Regions from separate parts of the Homo sapiens genome. Here region 2 is linked to region 1. The links are chromatin contacts, found by Hi-C or POLR2A ChIA-PET in ENCODE. All regions are on one chromosome and are shown on one strand. Each heading gives the region's core, a stretch centred on a gene start or an enhancer-like site at or near the end of the contact. The rest is flanking DNA. Distances are from core to core; before and after follow the strand shown. Region 1 holds the start of ITGA7 (integrin subunit alpha 7). Region 2 holds the start of RAB5B (RAB5B, member RAS oncogene family).

What was found. A loop is a pair of places that touch in the nucleus more often than their neighbours do. ChIA-PET counts read pairs that join two places held with the same protein, here RNA polymerase II (POLR2A). Pooled maps may share reads with other maps.
Region 2: a pooled map shows a loop between it and region 1 (4-fold over the local background). The contact joins the promoter of RAB5B here to the promoter of ITGA7 in region 1. A Hi-C loop is called at or near these places in 1 of 168 maps with a recorded cell type or tissue (B cell), 2 of 37 single-sample maps with no recorded cell type and 13 of 50 pooled maps. POLR2A ChIA-PET finds 5 or more read pairs at or near these places in 11 of 52 experiments (CD4-positive, alpha-beta T cell, CD4-positive, alpha-beta memory T cell, H1 and 7 more).

Annotation. Positions count from the first base shown.
Region 1 is chr12:55,706,174-55,709,919 of GRCh38, forward strand. It overlaps ITGA7 (integrin subunit alpha 7), which reads right to left and starts at 1,731. Exons shown (of 25, transcript NM_002206.3): 1 at 1,304-1,731. The coding sequence starts at 1,509. RefSeq lists a silencer at 1,645-1,854.
Region 2 is chr12:55,972,013-55,976,134 of GRCh38, forward strand. It overlaps RAB5B (RAB5B, member RAS oncogene family), which reads left to right and starts at 2,066. Exons shown (of 6, transcript NM_002868.4): 1 at 2,066-2,127. It overlaps CDK2 (cyclin dependent kinase 2), which reads left to right. Exons shown (of 7, transcript NM_001798.5): 7 at 1-777. RefSeq lists an enhancer at 1,810-1,959.

The DNA of each region.
Region 1 (3,746 bases), core at 481-2,980:
AGGCCTCCAGTCCTCGAACTCTGACAGATGGAGAAGGAGGGAGGAAGGGAGGGAGGGAGCAAAGGTGAATGAGGAAGCAGATGGTAAACAGAAGAGGAGATGAAGTCCGTTGCTTTCTATCTCTCCCAAAGTTTTGGGGACCACCGACCCTGCTACCAGATGATAGGGATAATGGAAGAAGAAAGATTAGAGCTAGGCCCCCACTCCCCAAGCAAGTGAGGAGAAATGAGCTCTTGTCCCTGCCCCCTGCCCCCAGACCGACAGTAGAGGCAGAAGACAGTCCCAGTGGACAGCATTGATCCCAGTAATGGATACTTAATGTGGCTTAGGCACTGGTTGAAGAGAGAAAAGCCCCCTAGCAGGAGCAGGTGAGAAGCTTTCTTCACCTCTGGCCTCCCTTTTTACAATCAGACATGTAGCAAGAGCCAAGGATACAGGCAACATGACCAGTCACAGGCCCCTCACAAAAGTATATCCATCTCCCATGGGTCCTGAACTGATTAGAAAAAATTAGAATTGTCCTCCACCCCTTACTCCTCCTGGCCCTTCCCAGCTGCTGAGATTCCTGGAGTTGGAAATTTGCTAAGGAGGAGGAAGGGGAGCAGCCTGGCCAGCATCCTTCCTGGATCTCTCTCACTGCTACAGCTGCTGCGGCTACTACTACTGCTACTAGTACTTTGAGGGTTCAGTTTGCTGCCACTCTCTATCACCAAGCCACCTACTGCAGGTTGGCAGACCTGCAGATCCTCTCCCAATCTTCCCGTGGTCTTAAGCCACAGAAGTGGAAGCTCTCTCCTGGCCTTCCAGTGCCCTGCTGCCCTCATTCCATCCATGGCAATGCTCTAGCAGGAAGTTATTTCTGGAGTCTGCCCTGCATGCATCCCTCTCATGGCACCCTCAACTTCTATGTCCTTTCCATCTCCTCCCATTCTAAGCAGAGACAGACAGTCTCCCTCCCTTGGGGAATTCAGCCCTTGGAAGAAGCAGGGGAGCCAGAGGCCCTGGGGCTGGATCAAGGATGCAAGTTGGGGGAAAGGCCCAGAAGAAGGAGATGGTTCGCTGCCAAGACAAGAACCTTGCTTTCCAACTCATCCCTAAAGCAAAATACTGGTCTCAGGGCCGGGAAGTGCAGCTTCAGACGCAAGCCAGATGAGGCAAGGCTCCAGGTTGGGATGTGGGATGTCTGTGGGCAGTCTAGGTCTTGGTGGGGCTAGAAAACAGAGAAATGAGGAGGCCCACAGAGTGGGGAGGGGGACGATCTGTGGCTCGGGCATGGCGACTCTGGGCGGGTGCGGTGACTCACCAGCTCTGGGGTCGGGGCTGCAACTGCCGGTGCAGGGCCACAGAGAAGCCGAAGAGGCTGCCTGGCTCGCCCTCCTTGCGCAAGGCACCCATCACGTCCAGATTGAAGGCGACAGCCCGTGAGAAGAGCAGTTCGACGAGCAGGGAGCCAAAAAGGTAGCAAATCCCGGAGGCCCCCCAAGGGTCGCGGCTCCGAGCCCCGGCCATGGGACGATCCCTGCGCGAGCTCCCAGCGAATGCAAGGGAAATCTCGCACGCCCCAAGCCCCAGGTCCCCCCAGGCGCGTCTCTGGTCTCCAAAGTCTCGTTGGTCTTTCAGACGTCTCCCAGACGTTCGCCCCGCCAGCCCTCCCGCCCGCCCGCCGCTCCGCCACCCCGCCGCCCCAGCACCGGCTAGGACAACTACAGCAGCCGCAGCTCCGGCGCCCACTCCGGCTCCCGCCTCCTCTCCCGGGGACGCCACTCAGGCCCCGCCTCCGGCCCCGCCCCTCGCTCCCGCGGCAGGTGGAGACCCAAGCCCGTCTCCAAGGGGATGCCCAGGCTGGTGGCTGGGATGGAAACTAGCCTTGCTGACCCCCCACCACCACGCCCCCCAAGCCCAGCACCGTCTCCGGCTCCGCCCCTGCGCGGCGCTCTCCTCCCCTTCTCCCCCAACCCCATCCCCACCCCGGGAGTGGTGGAGGCGGCGCCTTGGAATGCGGAGGGAGAGAAGTACAGATAGAAAGAGAGGGGCTGAAACAGAGGAAGGAGGGTAAGAGATGAGAAGTTGGGAAGACGCTAAAAGACAACCTGGGAAGAGAGATGTGCAGATAGAGAGGAAATGAAAGGGGAGCCGTCCTGGGCCTGGGTGCAGCGTGGCATCTTAGTGCTCCCTGTTCCCCCATGGTCACATAGAGCACTCTTTCTGCTGTTGGGATCAGACCGCTGCCCTCCCCCATCCTATCCCATCCCCCGCCCCCAGCCCGGCAATGACCACAGCAGTGCTAGCCACATCGTCAGGATTCAAGGGAACAGAGAAAAAGAGGCAAGAAGAGAGAGAGAAACTCGGGAGATACGGGGAGCAAATGGAGAAATGGAAAAAGGAAAGGAATAGAGAGGAAGAAAGAAGGGCAAGAGATTAATTGACAAGGGATGGAATGAAGGGAGAAAAGAAAACGACTGGGGATGATTACAGGAAGAGGAAATTAAGCAGTGGGGAGGGGAGTGGGTGTCAAAGAAGGCAAAGATGAAAGAGACTGGACCCAAGAGGCAGAGGGATGTAAAGGGTGTCCCCAGCTACCAGACCCGTCCCAGGACTGCACATTTCCTATCCATGAAAGGGGATGGGAGGGGGCAGAGTCCTGGACTGGCTCAGCAGGACCTGGGTGGGGCTGAGATGGGATCTCCACAGGGACCCATTGGCCTGTCCCTCTTCCTCTCCCTTTCCCTCAGGCTGGGACAGAGGCAAGGGGGTGGGGGGACACTTTCCAACTCTCTGCTATTTATAACTCCGATACAGAAATGGGGCCAGAAGGAGAGACAGGAAATAATTTGGCATAATGGGAACCTCGAATGCTCCCACTTCCCCTTCCTACTCCCCTTGCTTACTGGTGTTGGTCTTGTGAATATACATCTGTCCATCTTCCCTTCTCTCTCTCACTATCTGATTTTGTCTCATCCCAAATTCTATTTTGTCATCATTCTTGTCTCTGCCACACTTGGAATCTTTCTCAGAGTATTTCTCAATGTTTCTAGTGTTGTCTCTGCCCTTCAAACACTATCATATTCTTACGATTCTTTCTTCTCTTTCCCTTTCTTAAAAGTTCCAATAAGTGTCCTACCTCCTTCCTCTTCCTGTGTTCTGTCTTTCCTACTTCATTGTTCAGGATTATACTTCTTTGAAAACAAAAAAAAAGTGGGTTCTTACTCTGCTGCCCTGGGACAGTCTTTGCCTTGGATAAGTTAACAGACATTTGGAAGTCTGGCCCTCTGTTTTCCAATACTACACCTGTGGCTATCCCCTCCAGAGCACTAACACATCTCTAAACAGGTACTATAAGGAAATACATATGCTGTCAGCAGGGCTGGCACCAGGATTCTACTTTCACCATGCCCTCCCCATCCTTTTTAATATCTCAGAGCCCCAGACAGTAGAGAAGAGCTGACATGGGAATGCAGAATTGCAAAATTAGGACAGAACTGGGACTACTGACTCCCTGCCCAGGTCCCCCCGCCCCCGACCCAGCTCAAAATGCCTTTAGAGCCCAAGCTGCCTCCTATCTGCACCTGCAGCTTCTGCCTGTCTCCATTCCCACTCCACTGGCTTCTGTGATCCAGGGCTGAAATCAGATGCCAAGAATCTGCTTCTGACCTCCTCTCTCCAAATATTTGAGAAGTCACCTCACCACCACAGGAGGAAAGATCAGGAAAGAAGAGAGAGAGAGGCCACCCAAAATTAGCCTGGCT
Region 2 (4,122 bases), core at 816-3,315, 270 kb after region 1:
CAATGTTTATAAAGGCCAAATGATAGCGGGGGCTAAGTTGGTGCTTTTGAGAACCAAGTAAAACAAAACCACTGGGAGGAGTCTATTTTAAAGAATTCGGTTGAAAAAATAGATCCAATCAGTTTATACCCTAGTTAGTGTTTTGCCTCACCTAATAGGCTGGGAGACTGAAGACTCAGCCCGGGTGGGGCTGCAGAAAAATGATTGGCCCCAGTCCCCTTGTTTGTCCCTTCTACAGGCATGAGGAATCTGGGAGGCCCTGAGACAGGGATTGTGCTTCATTCCAATCTATTGCTTCACCATGGCCTTATGAGGCAGGTGAGAGATGTTTGAATTTTTCTCTTCCTTTTAGTATTCTTAGTTGTTCAGTTGCCAAGGATCCCTGATCCCATTTTCCTCTGACGTCCACCTCCTACCCCATAGGAGTTAGAAGTTAGGGTTTAGGCATCATTTTGAGAATGCTGACACTTTTTCAGGGCTGTGATTGAGTGAGGGCATGGGTAAAAATATTTCTTTAAAAGAAGGATGAACAATTATATTTATATTTCAGGTTATATCCAATAGTAGAGTTGGCTTTTTTTTTTTTTTTTTGGTCATAGTGGGTGGATTTGTTGCCATGTGCACCTTGGGGTTTTGTAATGACAGTGCTAAAAAAAAAAAGCATTTTTTTTTTATGATTTGTCTCTGTCACCCTTGTCCTTGAGTGCTCTTGCTATTAACGTTATTTGTAATTTAGTTTGTAGCTCATTAAAAAAATGTGCCTAGTTTTATAGTTCATCTCTTTCCTCCTCTTATTTACTGAAAGAATGGTGGGAGACAGAATATGAATGTGTGTATGTGATCATTGATTTCAGACCCCTTTTCCTAATCTCTCTGTGCATGGCTGCCCACCCCACCCCATTTTGGCTAGTGCTGACGGTGAACAAAGTGGTTATTATCATCCCTATTTATGGCTGGGGAAACTGAAGCCTATATACTTCCTACTTCACTTTCTCCACACACCAGCAAACCTCCTTTCCCCCAGCCAACATACCACACACACACCACACCACACACACATCACATACACACACCACACACACATCATATACACACATATACCACACACACCACGTATACATATACCAAATACACACACACCACATACACACCATATATGCACACACACCCCATACATACACACACCCATGCACATACATAGCGGCAGGAAGAGGGCTCCCGGGGAATTTGCCTTTCGACACTGCATTTCCCAGTAAGCCCGCCGTTTTTCCTTTCTGTTTCATATCACAGACAGAAAAGTTTTCCAAAGATTCTTTTATTTACATTTACATACGATTCTGAAAAAGCGTCTCCAAGCTACCACTTCTTGTAGTTGCCATTGTCTCATTCCACCAAAAAACATCTCAGACCGCCCGCGGCCACCCCAAATACGCCTGTCCACTGAAGCCTCACTAAAAGGAGGAAGCGCTGATGTCAGGGTTACTTAAATTCCCAGGCTCCGGATCCCTAGAAGAGGTATTTCCCTTTACGCCCGCGAATTTGTCATAGAAGGCAGGGCACTAGAGCCAGCCCCAGCCAAGTCCAGGGGGAGGGGCGAAGGTCAGTAGCGGCCTTCCTAAGGCTTCCTTCAACCCCTCCTTGCCTGCCAGTCAAGTACCGTATTTTCGCAGTACTGGTTAAAGTTTCACTTTGACCCGCCTCCATCACTCACCTGATTAGATGTTTATGAGTCAAAAGGCGGGGTCATGGGGTGTCGAGATTTTATTGGTGGATACATACGCCTGTCGGCAGTGTACCGCCCCCTGTCTTCAGGAGCTTGCTCTTTAATGGCTCCTTACCTCGTCCATCTTCGAGGTTTCTCCCTCGCTATTGGCTTGTGGCCCCGCCTGTCGCGTCCCTTGCTCGTACTTGTTGGTGACAGCGCCCAAAGAGACTCGCCTTTCTCCAGAGGATTGGTGGATGAGTGCACATATAGCCCACCCTCGAAGGTAGGCGGGTAATCGAGCTATTGGCTGGAGCCCCGCCCCAGGGCGAGGAGGAGAAGGAGGGGCAGGAGGGTTTGGTTGAGCTGCAGCTGTTTGTCTGTTCGACACAGGCTTGGGGCCGACGGGGGAGACGGAGCCCCAGGTACCGAGCTGATGGAGCCCAAAGGGCAGGGGCGGAAGCGCCCGGGAGATGAGAGCAGCCTGGCCTGAGAGCGGAGGCGGGTCTGGTCCTAAGCGAGGGGTTAGAGTGGCCCACCGGAGAGGGGAGAAGGGGGCCGGGCCCCGGCAGGCCTAATGGGGGTCGCTGAGGAGGGGACTGGGCGGCCTGGGACCCCGAAGTTGGTGAGTCGGGAAGGCGGCTGGGCTGTGGCGGCGGCCAGGCCGAGGGCCGGGGGCTGGAGGCCTGGAGCTTGAGTGAGGGCAGGGGCAGGCCTCATTAAGCAGCGCTGAAGAGGGAGGAGCTGGGGAAAGGAACAGGGCAGCGGGTGAGGTAAGCCCATTTGCCGGGAGGTGAGGAGGGTCAGACCTGTCGCCCGAGCCCCGGGGGTGACTGGGGCTGGGTCCCTGCAGAGAGGTTCATTGGAAGGGCCTGAGAAGGGTTCTTAGTTGGGTAAGAAGCGTTCTTTTCAGGGAAAGTGCCTATTGTAAAAAGAACTGAGGGTGCTATGGTGTTGAGCTGAGAGAGATTTGGGTTCAGTGAGGGAGAACTGGGGAAAATGAAGAAGGCTGTATTAATCTAGAAGACTAAGGTAGTTGAAGTAATGGAAGCAGGGCCTGGTATCAGTTATGGGAACTTCTGGGAATGCTGAAGGGTGGGCTGGGGGCTCTGGGTCTTGGGAGTACACACTCTTTTGTTCCCTTTAGTGTTTAGATGTGGTAATTTGAAGCTTTTTAAAACTCCCAGGGTAGGGATGAAGATCAAAGTAATTTTTTTTTTTCCATGACTGTTGGCTGCTCCAAACTCAGCCCCTACACTTTCTGTTGGCCTCATAGCTGGTCTATACTGCAGTCTGTTTCTTAACTTACTGTTTCATGTCCTATGAAAGAGCTAAGAAGTTGGATTGGGGGCATGTTTTGTCCACTTCTTTCCCACTTAATAATGTGGTCTATAGCAAATACCATGTCTCCTAGAACTGAGAATCTATTTCATATCTATTTCATTATCTACATGGGAAAGGGGCTTAGAGATCCTCAGCCATCAGGAGATCTTCTGATCATAGTTGGTGAAACTTTTGTGGGACTTAGACTTGACTTGGGTATTTCCCAGGCAGGTAATGGAGTTAACAGGTCCGAAACTATGCGGTGATATCACTGAGGAAGAGATTTGGGGAAGAGTGAGAAATTCCATTTCAAAAGCTTGGCATCACCCCTTGTTCTTTGTCTACTTCAAAAGCCCAGATTTCTGTGCTGTTAGAAAGTTGGGTCAAACTATGAAGTATCTGGGGAAGATGGTGAGTAGAGAAAAAGATACAGAGGTGCAGTAGCCCACGCCTGTAATCCCAGCACTTTGGGAGGCTGAGACAGGAGGATCACTTGAGCCCGGGAGTTCGAGGGTGCAGTGAGCCATGATCTTCCCACTGCACTCCAGCCTGGGCAACAGAATGAGACCCTGTCTCCAAAAAAAAAAAAGACAAAGATTGCCAAAGCAGAGGAGTGGAGTACCCTCCTCCCCACATATTTTTAATGGTCTGCTAGCCTTCTTAGTCCCTCATAGATTGGAGCCTATTGGATTTTCCCTTACTGTACTTCCTCCTTTTCTGCGTCTCTACCAATATATTTTATCACTACATTTCTTTTTTTTTTTTTTTTTTTTTTGAGACGGAGTCTCACTGCAACCTCCACCTCCCAGGTTCAAGAGATTCTCCTGCCTCAGCCTCCCAAGTAGCTGGGACTACAGGCGTGCGCCACCACGCCCAGCTAATTTTTGTATTTTTAGTAGAGACAGGGTTTTACCATGTTGGCCAGGATGGTCTCAATCTCTTGACCTCATGATCCGCCCACCTCGGCCTCCCAAAGTGCTGGGATTACAGGCGTGAGCCACCACACCCGGCCATCACTACATTTCTTAATTACAAAAGTTAATATGTACATATTTTAAAATATGGAAGGTGTACAGCAGTTTAAGAAGTATAAATCC